2 separate regions of the Homo sapiens genome follow, and region 1 is linked to region 2. A link is a loop called in an ENCODE intact Hi-C map of the cell type or tissue named here. Cell type or tissue: A673. All regions are shown on one strand.

What was found. Hi-C counts contacts between places; a loop is a spot of excess contacts. Peaks named below come from ENCODE experiments on the same cell type or tissue, not always from the same donor. Only the 100,000 strongest peaks of a DNase experiment are listed, where the experiment ranks them.
Region 1: a loop joins it to region 2, with 3 times the contacts of the local background. A loop is called at or near these places in 9 of 110 quality-filtered maps.

Annotation. Positions count from the first base shown.
Region 1 is chr16:25,687,527-25,695,526 of GRCh38, forward strand. HS3ST4 (heparan sulfate-glucosamine 3-sulfotransferase 4) reads left to right here and starts at 4,433. Exons shown (of 2, transcript NM_006040.3): 1 at 4,433-5,625. The coding sequence starts at 4,892. RefSeq lists enhancers at 5,177-5,677, 5,678-6,178. In A673, CTCF peaks have their summits at 3,394 and 3,594 (motif pointing right); DNase peaks (open chromatin) are centred at 3,615, 4,145, 4,445 and 6,265; H3K4me3 peaks cover 4,058 bases; H3K27ac peaks cover 2,717 bases.
Region 2 is chr16:25,272,020-25,280,019 of GRCh38, forward strand. No RefSeq gene overlaps it. Among named protein-coding and RNA genes, the nearest start is that of ZKSCAN2, 18 kb to the left of the region's middle. In A673, a CTCF peak has its summit at 4,781 (motif pointing right); a DNase peak (open chromatin) is centred at 4,832.

The sequences.
Region 1 (8,000 bases), 420 kb after region 2:
TGTTGTCCTTTGGGCTTTGTCTGGAGGCTTACCTCCAAATCTTTATAGATACACTTTTATTTGTTTGTTTGTTTGTTTTTTGTAGAGATGGGGTTTCACTATGTTGCCCAGGCTGCTCTTGAACTACTGAGCTCAAGGGATCTTCTTGCCTCGGCCTCTTTAAGTGCTGGGATTGCTGGTGTCAGCCACCATGCCTAGCTTATAGATATACTTTTTAATCAACAGATGAAAGATGAACTGAGGAAATAGAGTTGCTACATACGAGACAAGAATTCTGCTTATATTTCTGGAAAACTTTTCTTTTTTACCTGATGGGCTTTTAATCTTTCATTTATCTACTTTTGTGAAGGGGAATTCTAATATTGGAGGAGTGAAGCCATTGTGGCCAACAGCAAGGAAAATTAATAGCATGTGTGCTTTAATCAGTCAGATAGTCTAGGTTGTGCTGTGGTAATAACCAAGCCGTAAGTCTCAGGAGCTGAAAACAGCACAGATCTATTTCTTGATCATGTACCTGTCATGAGGGGCTGGATCTGTATTATCCTTAATCAACGTGCGGGATTGAGTAGATGGGTGCTGAAATAGTTTGCATGTGTGTCTCTGCCCAAATCTCATGTTGAATTGCAATTCCCAGTGTTGGAGGTGGGGCCTGGTGGGAGGTAAATGGATCTTGGGGGCAGATTTCTCATGAATAGTTTACCACTACCCCCTTGGTAATATTCTAGTGACAGTGAGTGAGTTCTCTGAGGTTTACATCACCTCCTGCCTCGCTCTCTTGCTCCTGCTCTGGCCATGCGATGTGACTGTGGCCCCTTCACCTTCCGCCATGATTGTAACTTTCCTGAGGCCTCCCAGAAGCCAAGCAGATGGCAACATAATGGTTCCTATACAGCCTGCAGAACCATGAGCCAATTAAACCTCTTTTCTTTACAAATTACCCAGTCTCAGGTATTTATTTATAGCAGTAAGAGAAAGGCCTAATACAGAAGCTAAGACCCTGTATTCAACCCTTTTCTTCTGCAATTGCTCAGGAGGGAAAACAGACCCTGGCAAATCTCCTCCTGCCTCTCAAGGCTTCTGCCTGGAAGGGACAAACCTCACTTCCGTTCATATTTCAGTAGCCAGAGCAGCACATAGTCACACCTAACTTTAAGGGGTCAGGGAAGTATATCCCTACCAGATGTCCACAACGAGACTGGACAATATTTGACGAATGTCAGTAATGACCACCACACACTGTACTGTCCTTTCCAAAGCCAATTTTGCTGTTTGTTTGTTGATTTTTAAAAATTCCCTTTAGTTATTTGAGTTACTATGAATCCTTCCAGTGATTTTATTTTATAGAAAATAAGCAAACAAAAAACCCTAAAACTTTACCAATATTCCAGAAGGCATTAGACTTGACATTATAAATGTTACAAACAGAACATCTTAGGACAGTGAACTTTAGCTGATACACTGGGATAGTTTTGAAGAAAGAGTACACACATATTTTTCAAGAATAAAGTTTTAATAGGAAAAGGAAGCAGAGCATGGCATAGGCCAATATTTAGATTTGAATAATTATTGGTAGGCACCCCATGTCGGGCAGGGAGCCAGGGATTTTTGCATATTCTAGCTAATTCAATTTAATTCTTTATAAAAACAATTTGAGGTGAGTCTTATCCATAATTTATACATGCAGAAACTGAGGCTGAGGGAGGTAAAATGACCTTTCCAAAAGCCACTTGGCTAGCAAATGACAGCTTTGCTCAAATGCTATCATCTGATACTACGGAGACAGAAGAGAAGGACGCAGTGTGTATGTTTGGACAGCATGCACTGTTTGGTTTGGCAGGACTGCGAGATACACCAAAGGTAGGGGGAATCTTGAGTACCAAGGTAAAGAGGTTGGAGTTTATTAGTTAGGTAGTGAGATAATGGTTTTTTGAGTCGGGGGGACATTGGTAGAGCTAAAAAAACATTGCCTCAGAAACATTGATCTGCTATTGTTTTCTAGGATGAAGGGAAATGAGGCAGAGTGAGGCCAGGAGACCAGTTAGAGGAATTCTGTGGGTGTTGGCAGGGGAGACAGAAAACTATCTTCCATCGAGTCTTCGGATCCATTGGGAATGCCTGGATGACGTCAGAGTTCGCCCTGTGTAGGTAGCTCCCACTTTTCATTGTAGGTTTCTCAAGGACTTGCTCCTAGAAAAAGCGTGGCTCAAAAGTAGATAAAAAATAGGCAACTGCCTAAGTGTGAAATTTACAAAGTTCCTCTCCAAAAAAGCCCGCCTCCTCCCTATCACTTGTGGGCCTGACATTTTACCAAAGGGGCTCTATTCTTTCAAGAGTTTGTTATTAAAGCGTGACTATTTGAGGATTGGAGGCAAAAGGGATACTGAGAAATGTCCTTACTAGCAGTGTCAAGGCAAGTGACATAAATGTGTGGGGGGGCAACTTGTATGAGCACTGTGAAAACGGCAGCATGTTCACTCTACTTCTCAGCTCTGACTGAGGGGCTCAAAGTTCAGGATCTGCTGATTTTTCAACAGTAACGTCCTCTCCAAGGTGTTTTTTTTTTTTCCTTTTTTGGGAAAGCCCCCAGTTTAAACTATTGCAGCCAGTTTACATTTCTTAATGTCACTGTGCTGGCCACATTCAGAGCTCCATTTGCCACCATCGGTTTTGATACCTTTTTACCAAAACCTTTCGAAATTTGAGAGCCCATCTTTAGTAAAACTGGGCATGGAGCAGATTCGTTTGGATTGCTGAGAGGGGAGATAGAAAAGTTTGGGTGCTAGGCAGGAACTGCAAGGAGGACCTGGGCCATATGCCAGACATCTAGTGCCTGGGCCTTGAAAGGGAGACTGGTCGCTGACAAGGCAATATCTGTTGCAACCCAGGCTTCCTAGATGACCACCTTGGATCATGGCTCGGAGCACAGGGAGGGCTGGGCAGTGCTTGTGTTTCTCTCCGTTCCAGTTGGCCCCTTCCCATTGACATTACAGTAATGCAGTTGTGTGCTGTTTGAAAAAGCATCCCTAGTTACACAGAATGATTTACAGGACACCAGACTCTGCATTTCAGAGGTCTCCAGTGTACCATAAAAAATATATTATAAAAGAATAATCTTTATCTGAACTAAAGCTGCAGTGAAGGAAACTCGTGTCCAGCTGAGAGCAGCAGTGAGCTTTTGTTCACTCAGGGAAAAGTCCGTGTTCTTTATCTTATTTGATTAACATTTTTTTTCTCTTTGGCACTAGGTATCTCGTTAATATTTAGACATTATATACATTTTCTTTCAACTGGTTTTCCTATTACGTGATCAAACAAAACCAGAGATGCCAGCCACAGCAGCCAACAAGGGAAAAGCAGCCCCGTCAGGCACCCAGCTGTGGCTGGGGGGCAAATGGTACTCACTAGAGCCACCCCCAGGAGGCACCTGGCAGAGCTCTGTGCAGAGCCAGCCCCGGTTGCAGAAAGCTGAGTTTGTTGGAGTGCCTCAGTTGATCACTCTGTCTCTTTCTCCCATTTCCCTCACTTCCCTGAGCAAAATGCAACAGGAAGCAAAGTCTAGTTGTGAATCTTCCAAAGCCTTCTGATGTTTACCATGTTCCCCCAGGAGAGGGAGGTGAGGGGTGGAGATCTCTCTGCAAAGAAAATACACTTAAAAAATTTCAGCGAGCCGATGCACAGACACCCAGCAACCCAGCTTGTCTCCGCTTATTAGGTGTTCAGAGCGACAGTGGTCCCACACTATTTCAGTCCAGGAAACCATGAACTCCGTTAGTGGCAATGCCCCCGAAGAGGCGCAGGTGTGTGCACCTGTGATTAAGGGTGTCGAGGAGGGGCAGCCTCATCTCTTGAAGCAGAAAGTGTTGTCACCTGGTGATGGGACAGAGGGAAAAGCTCTGGGGCTGGGAAACCTGGGGGCTTGTGTCAAAGCTCCACCCATCAGGAGCTTCAAGAGAAGATGGGGGGCGGGGGGCGGTGGCTGGAAAGATGGAAGTTGGGATGGGAAAGCGGTTGTAGAAAAGGATTCACTCCTGGACCGAAGGCAGGAGGATATCCCGGGCGAGAGAAGGGAGGGTCGGGGATGGGCTGAGTTGGAGTCCCAGAGGAAAAGCGGAAGCGAGAGCTTCGTCACCCGCTGTCTTCCAGCTCCCGGTGCGCGGCACCGGAGGCAGGCGTTGGGCTTTACCTCTCTAAAAGTACTGGGGCAAAGGAATGGAGAACACGGCGTCCCGAGCTCCCAAGGGAGGGGAGTAAACGAGGTGGGGTGGGGAACACCCCAAGTGCGTGCGTGCTGGGGGCTGGGGGGCACGATCTCCGTTCTCCCGGGTGCCCCAGCCCTAGCGCACGCCTCCGCTCCCCCGCCCCCTTCGCAGGCGCGCGCGAGGCGCACCCCCCTTCCCTCGGCGGCGCCGGGCGCGCGCCCGGCCCCCTCCTCCTCCCCTCCGCGCCTCTCCTCTCTCCCGGCAGAAAGTTAGCAGCGGGGAAGGAACTCCGGGCTGCAACAGCGCGCGGCGGCGGCGGCAGAGGCTGAAGCAGAAGCCGCGGCGGAGCCGGGGAAGCGGGGGCGCTGCAGACGGAGCAGGTGCCGCCGGCGGGTCCGCGCGCCCCCCTCGGTCCCCTTGCCTGAGGCTGAGGGGGGGGCGGTGGTGGGGGGGCCACCCGGACTCGGCGGGCAGCGTGGGGCGGGGGGCCATGCGGCCGGGCTCCCCCCTGGCGCAGCGGGACAGCGGCCAGGGCCGGGGGCGCAGCGGCGTCGCTTCATGCAGCCGGGGCGGCTGGGCAGCGGCGGCGGCGGCGGCGGCGGCGGCGGCGGCGGGGGCGGCGGCTGAAACCATGTCCGGGCAGCGCCGGGGGCTGCCGCCGCCGCCGCCGCCGCCGCGAGCCGGGAGCCGCGATGGCCCGGTGGCCCGCACCTCCTCCGCCTCCGCCTCCGCCTCCACCTCTGGCCGCGCCGCCGCCGCCCGGCGCCTCTGCTAAGGGGCCGCCGGCGCGCAAGCTGCTTTTTATGTGCACCTTGTCCCTGTCTGTCACCTACCTGTGCTACAGCCTCCTGGGCGGCTCGGGCTCCCTGCAATTCCCTCTGGCGCTGCAGGAGTCGCCGGGCGCCGCCGCCGAGCCCCCGCCGAGCCCGCCGCCACCCTCTCTGCTGCCTACCCCCGTGCGCCTCGGCGCCCCCTCGCAGCCGCCCGCGCCGCCGCCGCTGGACAACGCGAGCCACGGGGAGCCGCCCGAGCCCCCAGAGCAGCCAGCCGCCCCCGGGACCGACGGCTGGGGGCTGCCGAGCGGCGGCGGAGGCGCCCAGGACGCCTGGCTCCGGACCCCGCTGGCCCCCAGCGAGATGATCACGGCTCAGAGCGCGCTGCCGGAGAGGGAAGCGCAGGAGTCCAGCACCACCGACGAGGATCTCGCAGGCCGGAGAGCGGCCAACGGGAGCAGCGAGAGGGGCGGCGCCGTCAGCACCCCCGACTATGGGGAGAAGAAGCTGCCACAGGCGCTCATCATCGGGGTCAAGAAAGGAGGGACCCGCGCGCTGCTGGAGGCGATCCGCGTGCACCCGGACGTGCGGGCGGTGGGCGTAGAGCCGCACTTCTTCGACAGGAACTACGAAAAGGGGTTGGAGTGGTACAGGTAGGACCCTGGGCTCCGCGGGCTGGTGGAGACGCGTGGGGGAGACGCGGAGGGGAAGCCGCGGCTTTCCACGCCCTTCGAGCATCCAGGCACCGTCCCGAGAGGCCCAAGCCCCCGCGAGGGCTCTGCAAACCCTGGCGGCGTTGCTCAGGGGGATCGGCTGAGAGGGCTGGACTCCAGCGAAAGGTCACTTTATTTCAGGGCGAGGGGAGGAGGTGTCACCCTGCCCTGCCTCCCGCGCTCCTCATCCAAGGAGGTGCTGTCTGAATCTGCCCAGCTCCAAGCCTGGGAACCCCCAGCCCTCCTGCCTGCTGGGTGTTTCCGAAACCAGGCTCTTGCGGGGTTCTGGGATTCTGGGCAGAGGACTTTGAGGAGTGAGACAGGATGGCTAAATTGACTAAGGGGATTTGAGGTCCCCTGGAATCTCTTAAAATCACCCTCAAACGCATTTGCGTGGCTGGAATTCAACTTTAGTGTGTTAAGGTCAGAGCAAAATGAATAGGGAACAGTTACAAAGATCATGCTGGCGTTTTGGCTTTCTAGTAAAGAAAGGATGCCTCCCACCTCCGTAACTTTCCATCCCCCTTGGCTGAATGAGCACGGAGTTGATTTTGCACCAGAAGCCTCAATGTCTGCATGACAGTTGGTGCCCTGAGAGTTTTTATGCCTCAGACCGTGCCCTGTCTAATCTCCGCCTCCTTCGCAACAGATTGGAGCTTCTGTCTTGTGAGATGTTCATCTCCCTCCTTTCCCACCGTCTGCCGGTGGTGAGAGAAAGGTAGGAGAGAGGACTAGAAAGTTAAGTGCAGGTAAAATAAATTAATAATCCAGCTTTCCTGCCAGCCATAACATTTTAAACGGCACTGGTGCAGATGCCCCAAACGCAAACCTCCTTCGCCTTTGTTGTTTCTCTTTCTCTCTTTCCTCCTGTTTTATATCTTTCTGGGAAACAGATCTGCATGGCTGGCTGCATCTCCATTGCATTTCGGTAATTAATTGCAAATGTCAAACAGAAACACAGCCTTTGTCAGCTGAAGTGATGTTATCATCTTAGCAGAGCCAATAGGTAAAATCAAGATTGTTTCTCTGACAGGTTGCCTGCCCGTTGAGGAGATGTGCTTTCTAGGTTTAAATTACAGCCTGGGAAAGTTTTAGAAATAACTTAACTGAAGAAATACATAATAAATGTGTGCATTATGATTGATTTCTTCCACTTTTAAAAATATGCCTTATGCTTTAAAAGCTTGAGAGAAGTACACTTAGTCATAAACATTCCAGCACATTACAGGGAAGCAGCAAATGTGTCTGTTAACGTCTTGTCTGTTTCAACAGAGAGAACTAATTGCAGTATTTTAGGAGGCTTCAAACAGCCCCTTCCTATCAAAACATAAAACAGCAAATGCCTAATTTAACTGGAAAATCAGTATTTATAACATCAGAAGCCATGGCTTCCAGTTTGTGATTATAATTAAAAAGGTGTTAGGATGATTAATGCAGCAACAGCAAAATAAAGAAGGGGCACGATGTCTGGGAAGGTTTTAGTTGTTTAATTGCTGGTTGTAGGAATGTTCTGGTTTCTTCTGTGGAGTAGCTTTGGCCTTATGAGGGTAATTGCGTTTTTTTTTTTTCCAATTCTAATTTTAGAATTATGAGAATTGTCAAATGCCCCTTCAGGGAGGCAGAAAGATCAAATCTTTCCAAGATCTGAGGTGTTTGGGTTTGTGGCAGCTGGAAACAGAGGGCCGGGGGTGTTTTATTTGGGTGACTTAAAATAAAGTTAATGAAGGATGTGTGGTGGAATGTGTATCAGGAAGTCTTATCACTGGGTCTGGAGAGTTTTCCGAATGAAAGAATAGAAGATGCCAGATTTTCCTAGATTCCTTTATGCTGATGTTAGGAAGAGAAGGTATAGAAACTACCTTGTTTGACGTGGCTCCTGATTATGTTATTCCAGCGCTGTGGTATGCCCAGCCTTCTACTCCCAACCAATGCTTGTGGTATTTGGGACTCAGTGTCATATTTGGTAGCCACTCACAGAACTGTTAAAGTGAAGAGGTGTGGATAGAACAAGATTCCCCTGGTCCTCACTTAAGGGGACCATGTGGTATCTCTGTGTCCTTCATCCCCACCCCAGCATCTAGTCCAGGGGTGCTGATTGAAAGCACTGGACACAAAATTCTCTTAGGAACAAGCTTCCTGCCAATACATGTCTGTCTAACATAGAGGAGATCATTAGCCCCCAGCTCTGCTTTTGGGAAGACCCGTTGGACCCACAGGATCTGAGTGTGCTGGGACTGCTTTGGACCACTCTCCAGCCTTACCACAGACAGCGGTGCTTTGAGGCATTTGTGAAATTTTCATCAGTTCCATCTATC
Region 2 (8,000 bases):
CCTCCACCTCCTGGGTTCAAGCAATTATTCTGCCTCAGCCTCCCAAGTAGCTGGGATTACAGGTGTCCACGACCACACCTGCCTAATTTTTTTTGTATTTTTAGTAGAGACGGGGTTTCACCATGTTGGCCAGGCTGGTCTCGAACGCCTGACCTTAGGTGATCCACCTGCCTTAGCCTCCCAAAGTGATGGGATTACAGGTGTGAGCCACCACGCCCAGCCCCAAAGCTGTTCTTGTGATAGTGAGTGAGTTCTCATGAGATCTGATGGTTTAAAAGTGTAGGCCGGGTTCGGTGGCTCATGCTTGTAATCCCAGCACTTTGCGAGGCTGAGGCAGGCAGATCACTTGAGATCAGGAGTTCGAGTCCAGCCTGGCCAACATGGCAAAACCCTGTGTCTACTAAAAATACAAAAATTAATTGGGTGTGGTGGTGCACACCTATAATCCCAGCTACTTGGGAGGCTGAGGCACAAGAATCACTTGAACCTGGGAGGCGGAGATTACAGTGAGCCAAGATCACACCACTGCATGCCAACCTGGGTGACACAGCAAGACCCTGTCTCAAAAAAAAAAAAAAAGAAAAAGAAAAAGTGTGGCACTTCCCTCCTAGCTCTCTCTCTCTCCTGCCACCACGTATGATGTGCCTTGCTTCCCCTTCTCCTTCCACCATTATTGTAAGTTTCCTGAGGCTTCTCCAGCCATGTGGAACCATGAATCAGTTAAACCTCTTTTCTTTATAAATGATGTAGTCTCAGTTAGTTCCTTATAGCAGTGTGAAATGGACTAATACACTAGGTATATGTATATCTGTACTTATGTCTACATATATTGATATCACTATCAACATCTATATCTATATCGTCTTCTGTAAATGAAGTGGCAGTAAAGCCCTGAATTCCAGTCTCTCTAACATTCACATTGGTTCTCAGCCCTGGTTGCACATCAGTGTCACCTCTGAGAGCACTTACAAAATACAGATGCTTGGACACCATCCACAGAGATTCTAATCCAGTAGACTTGGGATGAAGCCCAATCATCAGAATTTTTAAAAAAATAAAATCTCCCAAGATGATATTAGCATGCCATTGAGAGCCACTAACTTAAATTTACTAAGCTTCATGTTCCCATGTAATCAGTACAAACACCCATCTCCCAGGATTACATAACACAATGTACATGAGGCTTTTTATCACAATGTGGGACCTAACCCTGTAAATGTTAGTTCCATTAATAATTAATATTCATTACTTTTTTCTTTTGAGATGGAGTCTCGCTCTGTCGCCCAGACTGGAGTGCAGTGGCACGATCTCGGCTCACTACAACCTCCACCTCCTGGGTTCAAGTGATTCTTCTGCCTCAGCCTCCTGAGTAGCTGGGATTACAGGCACCTGCCAACACGCCCGACTAATTTTTGTATTTTTAGTAGAGACGGGGTTTCACCATGTTGGCCAGGCTAGTCTCCAACTCCTGACCTCAGGTGATCCACCTGCCTCAGCTTCCCAAAGTGTTGGGATTACAGGTGTGAGCCACCGTGCCCGGCCTTTAAATTTTTTTATTGGAAAAAATTTTTTGCCCATGACACAGCCCTCAGGAAACCCTGAGAACATGTGCCCTAATTCATTTTTTTATATGAAGTAGAGGTGAAAATTCTTTTATATTTTTTCTATATGGATATCGAATGGTTCCAGCATCATTTTGTTAAAAAATTCTCTTTCTCCATTGCATTGACCTGGTACCTTTGTGAAAAATAAGTGGATTCAATATGTATGGGTCTATTCCTGTATTCTATTCTGTTCCATTGATCGGTTTGTCTATCCTTACGTTGAGTCCTTGTCTTTTAATTGGAGATTATTGATGCAGTTTGTTGACTCCTTCTGTATATCCTAATTTCTCTAATCAGGCCAAATCTTTCTCAGTAACAGCAAGGGATAAAGAAAGCAAAGAAGGCAGTGAGCTGAGTGCTGCTAAGCCAATTCAAAAAGCCGTCAGAGGAATGAGCCCTGCTTTGACTTGTGCAGGTGTTTCTTTCCACTGATCAATGGTTATCAGGTCAAAAAGCAAGGCAACACGATTAAATAATCAACATTTTCTACCTAAGTTATGACCATGCCAGTGAAAGGCAAAGTAGGGCTGCAGTAGCCAAGAATGTCCCGAGCTCCCAGCTGCAGCCCAATCCCTTGAATTTACACCCTAAGCCCATCACTCACTCTTAAACTCAGTCCACTGTTCAAAAGCCTCCAGAACAACCTCCCAGAACTTCCGCCGAGGTAGAACTGGTTGGCGCATATGCTGTTCTGACTGTAATTACTGTTTGCTCTGTTCACTTCATTTGTATGACTTTTCTAATATCATAATGATCATATCATTATCAAGAAGAGGAGACCCTTTGTAGTAATTTGCTATAACAAAGTCCTACAAACTGGGTGGCTTAAACAATATAAATGTATTTTTTCACAATTCGGGAGGCTAGAAGCCTGAGATCGAGGTATTGGCAGGGCTGATTCTGAGGTCTCCTTGACTTGTAGATGGCCGTCTCCTCCCTGGGTCTTTATCTGGGCTTTTCCTTGGACATGTCTGTGGTTAAAGTGATGAAAACTCATGGCTTGTTATCTTGGATTTGTTGCTTAAAATTTGTGTGATGTTGAGCAAGTCGTCTACACTCTTTGCACTTCAGTTGTACCAAAGTGGGTTGGAAGGTTCTTATTTATTTATTTATTTTTTAGATGGAGTCTCACTCTGTTGTCCAGGCGGGAGTGCAGTGGTGTGATCTTGGCTCACTGCAACTTCCGCCTTCCGGATTCAAGCCATTCTCCTGCCTCAGCCTCCTGAGTAGCTGGGACTACAGGTGTCTGCCACCATGCCTGGCTAATTTTTGTATTTTTAGTATCCACCTGCCTTGGCCTCCAAATGTATTGGGATTACAGGCATGAGCCATCATTTCCGGCCATATTTTATTTTTTTAAGAGGTAGGGTCTTGCTCTATCGCCCAGGCCAGAATACAGTGATGCAATCATAGCTCACTGCAGACTCAATGGTTAAGCAATCCTCCAGCCTCATCCTCTTGAGTAGCTGGGACTACAGCTGTGTGCTTCCATGCCCAGCCAATTAAATTTTTTTGTTGTTGTTGAGATGAGGGACTCACTATATTTCCCAGGCTGGTCTCAAGCTCCTGGCCTCAAGCGATCCTCCAACCTTGGCCTCCCAAAGTGTTGGGGTTACAGGTGTGAGCCACCGCACCCAGCTGAGTTGGAAGGTTCTGACTGTCATCCTGGTTTTACCATGCACTGGCTAATGAGACTAAATGCAAGTTCTACAAGTTTCCAAAGTCTCAGTTCTCTCATCTGCAAAAAGGGCTAACAATGCCCACACAGCTCACCTCACAGGCATTTGCAGAGCATCACATGAACAAGTTGGTGAATATTTTAGATCTTTAAACAGTTTTGCCTTTTCCAGGAGGTCATATAGTTGGAATCATACAGTATGCAGCCTTTTCAGATTTTCAGGCAAAACCATGGAGACAACAAAAAGGTTAGTGATTGCCAGGGTTTAGGGGTGGGTGGGTAGGGATGAATAGGCAGAACACAGAGGGTTTTAGGGCAGTGAAAATACTCTGTGTGATACTGTAATGGTGGATACATGGCATTATACATTTGTCCAGACCCACGGAATATGCAATGTCAAGTGTGAACCCTAATGTAAATTAGGGACTTTGGTGATAATGACGCATCAGTACTGGTAGGTGCCTCAGTTGCAACAACTGTACCACTCTGGTGGGGGATGTCGATCATGGGGGAGGCTGTGCATGTGTAGGGAAGGGGGTGAATGGGAATTCTCTCTGCCTTCCTCACAATGTTGCTATGACCCTAAAACTGTTTTTAAAAAAATCTTAAAAAAATAAAAAATAAGGCCGGGTGTGGTGGCTCATGCCTGTAATCCCAGCACTTTGGGAGGCTGAGGCAGGTGGATCACGAGGTCAGACGTTCGAGACCAGCCTGGCCAACATAGTGAAACTCTGTTTCTACTAAAAATAGAAAAAAATTAGCTGGTCATGGTGGTGGGCACCTGTAATCCCAGCTACTCAGGAGGCTGAGGCAGGAGAATTGCTTGAACCTGTGAGGTGGAGGTTGCAGTGAGCTGAGATTGTGCCACTGCACTCCAGCCCGGGCGACAGAGTGAGACTCCATCTCAAAAAAATAAAAATAAAAAAATATAGGCCTGGGCTGGTGGTTCATTACTGTAATCTCAGCACTTTGGGAGGCTGAGGCGGGAGGATCCCTTGAGCCCAGGAGTTCAAGACCAGCCTGGGCAATATAGTGAGACCCTGTCTACAAAAAATCAAAAAATTAGGCAGGCAGGGTGGTGTGCACCTGTAGTCCCAGCTACCTGGAAAGTTAAAGCAGGAGGATCGCTTGAGCCTGGGAGTTTGAGGCTGCAGTGAGCTATGATCACGCCACTGCACTCTGGCCTGAGTGAGATAGCAAGACCCGTAAGGCAAGGCAGGGCAGGGCAGGGCAGGGCAGGGCAGGGCAGGGCAGGGCAGGGCAAGGCAAGGCAAAAGACAAGACAAAAAAGAAAGAAGAAAGAAAAGAAAGAGATAATGTAATATTTGGATAGAAATGAATGACGAAGATTTGGGAGATATCCTTTCCTCTTATATTGTTTTTTAAGAGCTTCTGGAAATAGTCAAACTTATTGGCAAGGAAGACGGGGTGTCCTGATAACTGATTATCTGTTTTCTACCAGGACAGCGTTTGCTTCTTCAGGTGATAATGGTGGCTGTTAATCCAAAAGTGAACAGCAGAGGGCAGTTTGTGCCCAAAAATGACATCACTCTTGCTGTCTCCAGCAAGCTCTGTGAATATGGGGCCAGGGATTATAATAAAATTCATGTAGAGTCCACTAATACTGCAATCCACGGGTGCAGCTCAGGATTGCTATTTGTTTTTGACACACACACACACACACACACACACACACACACACGTATATATATATTTTTGAGACAGAGTCTCCCTCTGACACCCAGGCTAGAGTGCAACGGCGCGATCTCAGCTCACTGCAACCTCTGCTTCCCGGGTTCAGGCGATTCTACTGCCTCAGCCTCCTGAATAGCTGGGATTACAGATGCCCGCCACCATGCCTGGCTAATTTTTGTACTTTTAGTAGAGACGGGGTTTCACTATGTTGCCCAGGCTGGTCTCGAACTCCTGACCTCAGGTGATCCACCCACCTGGGCCTCCCAAAGTGCTGGTATCACAGGCGTGAGTCACTGTGCCCAGCCTGTTTTTGATCTGTATATGTTTTTTAAAATTATCAACCACACGCGTCGTTAAAATATTAAATCTACACAAGAATTTACAAAAGATTCCTTAGAGTCACCACACGACCCTACGCAATCAGGCCCCCCTTTTACTTCTCTGTCTTTGAATCCTATACACTTGTTGGCCCCAGCGCATCCTCAGAAACTGTTCTCGCTGTTCCCTTGCCCTGGAAGACTCCTCCCCAGATATCAATGAGGCTCATTCCCTTACCTGCTTCAGATCTTCACTTGATCATCTCCTTATAGAGGTTTTATCTGGTCTTCTCATTTACTATTACAGCCCCTCTCAACACTCTACACCCTCATTTGAAAAGTTCCTGGATCATAGGGTTATACATAGTGTTATTCTTTTTCTCCAGAGCACTCATCACTCTTGCTCAATCTGTTACACTTAGTAATTAAAAAAAAAAAAATTCTGTGGTTGGGCATGGTGGCTCATGCCTGTCATTCCAGCACTTTGGGAGGTGGAGGTGGGAGGATTATTTGAGCACAGGAGTTGGAGACCAGCCTGGGCAACATAGCAAGACCTCATCTCTACCACAAACAAATAAAAAATCAGCTGGGCACAGTGGAGTGGGCCTGCACTTCCAGCTACTCAGGAGGCTGAGCTGGGAAAATCACCTGAGCCTGGGAGGTGGGGGCTGCAGTGAGCTATGATTGTGCCATTGCACTCCAGCCTGGGTGACAATGCAAGACCCTATCTCAAAAAAACAAAATAACATTCTGTCTCTTACCTCTAGAATGTAAGCTTCATGAGGGCAGAAACTTTTTTTTATTTTTATTTTTTTCATTTTATTTCATCAGTGCCTAGACAATCCTAGCATGTAATAATAGGCTTAATAAATATTTGTCAAATGAAGCTACAACACAGCTCTGCTTATGAAAGATGCTGACCTTTATGAGAATGTGATAAAATGAATTGGCATCTTTTACTACCTCATGCATAATTCTGGGATTTGGCAATTAGGGGTGGGCTCAGGTGGTTGGCTTTTCTGTTCTAGACCAGGCTTAGCTGATCTTAACTGGGCATGCTCAAGCTTCTAAGGTCAGCTGAGGCACCTCAGTTTTCCTCCACGTGGCCTCTCATTCTATAGCAGGCTGGCTTGGGCTCATTCACATGGTGGCCTCAGGCTTCCAAGCACAGCAAGGGAGGCAATTCCAATGTACAAGCCCCCGTTTGCATTATATTTCCCATTCTCTCCTTGGCCTAAGCAAGGCCCATGACTAACCCAGATTCATGGAGGTAGGAGCTGCTAAGTAACATTGCAAACAGGAGTGCATACAAAGATGAGAAGAATTAGGGGGTATTTTTGCAACCCACCATCATAAGTATGATTCAGTTGCCCTTGGAAAAATAGAATAAAATCCCACCAAGAACATATTCAGTTGCCTGTTTCTTTGCTGTATTATGCACTGTGTATTATTACATTTAACAAAACTTCACTAATCAGATAGATGAAAAATAGTGTCTTATTTGCTCAGAGAACTTGAAAGACATCAGTGTAGCTGGTAAGAAGTAGAGCTTGACCTCAAAATGCAGGTTCTTGCTTATACACTGTTGTTGGGAATGTAAACTAGTTCAGCCACTGTAGAAAGTAGCTTGGAGATTTCTCAAAGAACTTAAAACAGAACTACCATTTGACTCAGCAATCCATTACTGGGTATGTATCCAAAAGAAAATAAATCATTCTACCAAAAAGGCACATGGACTGAAATGTTGATTGCAGCGCTATCCACAATAGCAAAGACATGGAATCAACCTAGGTGCCCATCAGTGGTGGATTGGATAAATAAGTTATGGTGTATATACACCATGGAATACTACACAGCCATAAAAAAATAACCCAATCATTTCGTTTGCGGCAACATGGATACTGCTGGAGGCCATTATCCTAAGCGAATTAATGCAGGAATAGAAAACCAAAGACTACATATTCTCACCTATAAGTGGAAGCTAAACGTTGGGTACTCATGGACATAAAGATGAGAACAACAGACACTGGGGGTACTATAGTGGGGAGGAAGAGATGAGGGGAGGGGTTGAAAAACTAGCTATTGAGTACTATGCTCACTACCTGGGTGATGGGATCAAGCATACCCCAACCCTCAGCATCATGCAATGTACTCATGTAACAAGGCTGCAAATGTAGCCCCTGAAACTAAAATAAAAGGTGAAATTATTTTAAAAATATTGCAAATTCTCACTTGGCTTGCCATGCTTTCTCACTGTAGGCAGGGCATCAAGACCTGTCCTTGACTCCAGGCTGCGTCCTGTGACTTGCTTCGGCCAATATGGTATTCACAGATGTGATGCAAGCAGAAGCTTGAAATAGGCTTGCGCGCTGGCGCTTGCTGTCTCTTGTCCCTCTGCCATCACCATGAGAACATGCCCAGACTAGTGTGCTGGAGCATGAGAGACACGAGGAGAGCTGAAGCAGCCCAGCCACCCTGCAGAGGCCAGTCCAGGTGCCTGGATAGCCAGCTGACACCTGGACACGAGAGCAAGCCAGCCAGGATCAGCAGAGCCACCTGGCTGACCATCAGCTGCCCCAAGATCTGTGCATTGATTGCTTTCATCTCACTGGTCTCCCCAGAGGACCTGTGAGTTTAGAGCAGAGAAATGGCATCCCACAACTCTTAGATGATGGAGGAGCCTAATTCAATCCCAGCATCCTCAGG